Regions from separate parts of the Homo sapiens genome. Here region 2 is linked to region 1. The links are chromatin contacts, found by Hi-C in ENCODE. All regions are on one chromosome and are shown on one strand. The core of a region is the stretch at or near the end of the contact, and the rest is flanking DNA. Distances in the headings are between cores, read along the strand shown.

Region 1 (2,635 bases), core at 100-2,599:
TGTGTTTTAAGTGCTTCAAGGATATTTTATTCAAGGTTTTAAATAATTTCCTGTTTCCATAACTTGTTGTTCTGACTCTTTTTGCAATGTGTTTGTCATGTCTGAAACTATTGTTTTTCTCAGATTTTGGCAGGGTTGGGGGTGGAATCGGCAGTGGTGAATCTTGGCTTTAACTTGGCAAAATTGGCAATATTTCTGGAAAACAAAATGAAAGGTCTAGAGGAGCATTTTTTTTTTTAAATTGTTGTTGCTGTTTTGCAGGGTGGGCTAACGGAAGAGTAGAAATGTAGCAATTCTACTTTACAGAAAAACAGAGTCTGCCTTCTGTATTAAGTGTAATCTAATGTATTAAATTGATAGAAATACACATGGTGCTAGGTTTCTGTTGAGGAATGCAGAGTTCGGCACGTATTCTCAGTCATCTCATTCACACATTGCCTGAAGTTTGAGATTAGTAATCAAGGGGTGGTTTATTTATTTTTGTTTTTCTATACATGGCCAAAGTACATGCATGATCTGTCTTTAGGGTATGGGGATATGGGAGGTAGGGGGATCTCCCTGGTCCAGGGTTCTTTGCCTGTGGCATTGTTTTCCATCGATAACTACCGCTGGGGACAATGACCTGGCCTGGCCTGATCTGACCCAGTTTCATGTACAAGATGCAAGTTTGGAGGGTATTTATCTCAACTGTTGGACATGTTGTTGATTTTTATTTTTTGACTGGAGCAGCCAAGCCACTTTTGGTTTCACCACTCCTTACATTCACCCTTTGCTTGTTGCCTAGGGCAGAAGGCACTTGGAAAGTTCACAAAGGAAATAAAATACTTCAGTGGCCTCTGAAGTTAAATAAAATACTTGTCTAAGGGTTAGGTCTTTCCCTCCTCCCTTTCGCAATGGAAAGAGGCAGAAAAGCTGTGGATTTTAATAAGGCTAACATTCTAGGTTTGGAAAAGGTCAAGTGACCACAAATGCCTGATAAAGTATTTGCTTTTTTTCAGTATAACATTTGAATTTTAAAATATGATATTTAAGGCAATTATTCTTCAGAAGTTCACTAACTTCAAATGAGTAGGTTCTAAGGGCTAAAAATGCTCCGTACCATCCAAGAGTTGTCACTAATGTTGCTGTCATTGTCACTTAAGGAAGGATTTGAAAGGTAGTATGTTCAAGATATTGCCAGCCTCTTCCCAGTGCCTGGTGGGTGGGGAGAGAAGAATGGGTTTAAAAGGCAATTTGAGCTGCAATCAGATAATATCAATGTATACATAAAGTACAAGTTATATGTTGTTATTTAGCATCTTCAATTACCCATTGTGAAAGTTAGGGGTGAATCTTTGGAAAAGCAGTGAATGTTTATCACCCACTTCCTCTTTTTCTCTTCCTGTTCTATTATGAGTTGTCAGTTAGCCTTTCTTTAGTCCTTCTAAGTTTGAAGTGTGCAGAATATTTAACATTATTCTACTTCTTCTAAGTTAATTTTTAAAATTCTGAAGTTCCTTATTTTAAGGCTACCTGTGTCTTAAGATAGCTGTTCAGGAGGAAGCGTGGGAACTGATTTAGTTTTCCCACCGAGAAGCCCTGCACGAATTCAAGTATTAGCCTTGATTCTGGCTCTGCAGCAGCCTCACTGTGTGGTCTCGGCAAGAAGTTGTTATATCTCAGTTTCCCTATCTGTATAAAATGGGGTAATTACCCTAGCTTACTCAGTAAGTTATAGCCTTGAACAACAAATGAATGATGATAAAGTATTTAAAACTACAAGAGAATGTAGAAATTCTAAGTATTACAGTTTTATTGCCTTACAAGGGGTGATAAAGTAAAAGTGAGGTTTAATAACAAATTGAAATTCCTAGATGAAAGGGACTGGAGAAGTTCAAAGTCATTTTATTATTATTAATAATAGGTGTTGTACTGCCTTCGTTCACCCTCGTCATCTAATCAGCACGCATTCCTTGGATTAAAGGGAGTGTTCTCTCTCCAAATGACTTTTATCTACAGTGTTGAGACATTCCTTATCCTGTTTTATGGATATGGAGTTTTGAATGACTATAAACAACTCCATTTTTTAGAAACTTTTTTTTTTTTTTTGAAAAGAAGAGAAGCCAAGTTGCCTCTTGGTTCACCTTCGTAAGTATGTGAAGATGTTTATATGAAGCTCCTTCACAGTTCTGTTCCTGTTTGTGAGACCCCAACCTCCTTGCTCATGGATTTATGTTGTTCACTCCATAGACATTCTTAGTTTCCCCTTTGTCTACGTGGAAAGATTCCAATTTTATTTATATAGAGTCTCAAATCATATCTCTAATTTTAATACAAAACCTCTGTTAAGCCAGAATAAACGGAAAGCATAAATACTTTAAAATGCTTTACTTTAAACATTTGCAAGAGTGGAGAACAGATTGTAGAAATTTCTCAAGTGAAAGGAACTTGACATACATGACAAATGTGAGGCTCACCTGGCTGAGGGGATGAGAAGATGTGGAGCCAGCATCGGCAGGAGTCAGAGTGAGGCTAGGCAAAAAAAGTATTCAGCTTCAAACCACTCTTGTTCTTTTTTCTTTTAAAAATTTTTTAAGGCCTGGCGCGGTGGCTCTCGCCTGTAATCCCAGCACTTTGGGAGGCCGAGGCGGGTGGA
Region 2 (2,635 bases), core at 63-2,562, 520 kb before region 1:
GCTTGAACCTGGGAGGCAGAGGTTGCAGTGAGCCAACATAGTGCACTGCACTCCAGCCTGGTGATGGAGTGAGACTCTGTCTCAATAAATAAATAAAAATAAACTTTCAGAATAGCCTATGTGAGGAGAACCAAGAAGGGGTGAGTTCTTTAGGTGACAACTGAGATCTGAAATTTCAGCATTAGCTTGTGGTTACTGCACACTTTGTTCAATGGTTTCATTTTCTCATGTCTAAGTCCTCTTCCCCAAGCCGCATGCCCACTCCAGCATGCTTGAGCAGGTCCCCGCCTCCCACACTATACCTGCTATGCCAGGGGGACCTGTCCACTGTTTCTTAGACCTGTGGGAACGTGGGCATCTTCTTGCCTGAACTCCTGCTATTCCTACAGCCTAGATTGTCCTGTGTCCTCTCTGTAGACTTCCACGACTCTCTACCCCAAAAGCAAAATTGACCTTTCCACCTTCTATAACATCTACTGGCCTTCTACTTGTCTGGGCTGATCAAGGCTGGGGATAACTCTGCATTCCCTGTGCCTAGCACATAGTGGGCACTCAATAAGTTCCTGTGAAATTGACTTGACTCTCTCTGCCCATACCTGCAGCTATAATACCCTATCAGCTAGAGCTTCTTCTTTCATGAAAACCAACAATATTTAGAAACAAAGCACCATTTCTGTTTTGTTATCTTCTTATCATGTATTGGCTTCCAAATCTTTAATTGTTTCCTGTATTTTCTTTATCCTAAATCCTACCCTCATTTGAACTCTGAACACATTGTTGGAACTTTGTAAAAGTTAATAATAATACATTTCATCCTATATTTATTTGTCCAAAACTATTTTCGAATATGTACATATATAGTTAGAAGCATCACGGAGTCCCACAGATATTTATAATGTTTGACTCACTCCAGAAAGATTCCTGGGATTTTTGCTGGGTCAGCCATCTGGCCGCTGTACTGTGGGCTGCCTGGTGTCTCACTGTGGTGTCTCCCAACCTTCCATTCCCCTGTTTACTTGGGTGACAGTTTGCTTCAGTGGTCAGATCCAGCCCTCAGCCTGCTTGATCCCTTCTCCCATGGAAGTCAGTCCCTGGCTGGTTTCAGTGGGCATTGTTGAGGTGGCGGCCATATGTCAGAGGTAGGGAGTGGAGAGGAGAGAAGAAGAGAAAAGGGGAGCTCCCAGCTGCATGACTGTCAGGGGCTTCTAGTGGGGGATTCTGACAGAGTCAGGAGGTGAGAGGAGGACCAGCTGCTTAGCAGCTATTTATAAGACTGTCATATGGGGAAGTGTGTCTGGCCGGCAGAAGCGAAGGGGGGTGGCGGACTGAACTGGCTCCTTATTTAGCTTTATGACACACACGCAGCCCAACTGTGAGAACCCACTCTGTGTGGAGACACCTGGTCAAATCTGCCTCCGCCAGACGGTGGGAAAGAACATTGACATTTCTCAATGGAATTGAAAAATGGCAGTGCAATTGGGTTTTCAGTAAGAACAATAAACTTTTTTCCATCTTGCTTTCCTTCCTTGCTGAAACTCTTAGGCCTCCCATCAAATAGACTAGTGTTACCTGCAGCCACTGCCCCAGGGGTGCAGGCTTCCACCAGAGAGCCCTGCAGTGTTAACCAGGAAAGAGCAGAAGTGGAGTTAGACCCTTCTTTCAGCTGGGCAGGAGCAGTCAAAGGCTGGAGATTTCTACAAAACCAGCTAAGCCGTGGGAGACAGAGTGACTGCTGGTTTCCTGGAGTGGAGAGAGGTTAATAGTGTGGTGCATTTGGGGTCTGTATGGGGACCAATGTTATTTAATGTGTTTATTATTGATTTGGAAGAGCGAATGGATACTAAGTTAGTGAAGGCTGTGGAGGGCACTAAGTTATTTCACTTAGTAAACACCACAGAGAGTTGCGGAGAATTCAGGAAGGATTTTCCATGGAGTTAAAGAAATTAGAAATAAAAATGTCTCGTTAGATGATGTACTCTGTCCCACTGGGCCAGCAGAGAATTGTTGCCGACAAGAGAAAATATTTCCTAGAGTTTAATTCAACCTCAGTTTTTAAATGCCTTCAATGTGCTCACCTTCTTTCTGGGAATATGGAAGTTCTGTCTGTTTCCTAATGCCTGTCTCAAGTTTTTCTTTTTAAATTCCTCCTATTATGCCTCACAGTTATACCACAGGGATGGGCTCTCTTTGTGGCTTCTCAGTATTTCATTTTCTGTACAACACCATGAAGGCAGGCCATTAACATTTCTTCTAGCCAATTCTGCTCCAAAGTAGTTCTTTCATCTTTTCTTAAACTGTTTTGTCATTATTCGTTCTTCCTAGTTCCCAAATCCTGGTAGCTGCCATCAGCCCCCTTTCAGATTCAGAAAGTAGTCTGATTCCTAGACCTGGTAGATTGTCCTGATGGCCCCAAAGGGAAGAATATTATAGAAATACAGAAATAGTAGTTAGACATTTACCTATTCACATGTCTGTCCAATAACATGGCCTGTGGTTGAAGCTCAAAGTCGTAAAAATCATGTTTGTCAAGTGATCGTATTGAAAACCCATTTCCAACTTGCCATCAGGCTCATTACCAGCATTCTTGAGTTCCAAGTATTGACCCCTAGCTCTAACTATTTGTGTTTCAGCCCTA

Evidence for each region. Hi-C counts contacts between places; a loop is a spot of excess contacts on that map. Pooled maps may share reads with other maps.
Region 2: a loop to region 1 is called in a map with no recorded cell type, with 7 times the contacts of the local background. The contact joins two enhancer-like sites. A Hi-C loop is called at or near these places in 7 of 37 single-sample maps with no recorded cell type and 3 of 50 pooled maps.

Annotation. Positions count from the first base shown.
Region 1 is chr5:107,293,070-107,295,704 of GRCh38, reverse strand. No RefSeq gene overlaps it. Among named protein-coding and RNA genes, the nearest start is that of LINC01950, 280 kb to the right of the region's middle. Within about 2 kb of position 1,349, at least 2 of the 41 ENCODE cell types and tissues checked have a DNase peak (open chromatin) inside an H3K27ac peak, as active enhancers do.
Region 2 is chr5:107,811,383-107,814,017 of GRCh38, reverse strand. No RefSeq gene overlaps it. Among named protein-coding and RNA genes, the nearest start is that of EFNA5, 140 kb to the right of the region's middle. RefSeq lists enhancers at 335-534, 1,252-1,351, 1,452-1,561. Within about 2 kb of position 1,312, at least 3 of the 41 ENCODE cell types and tissues checked have a DNase peak (open chromatin) inside an H3K27ac peak, as active enhancers do.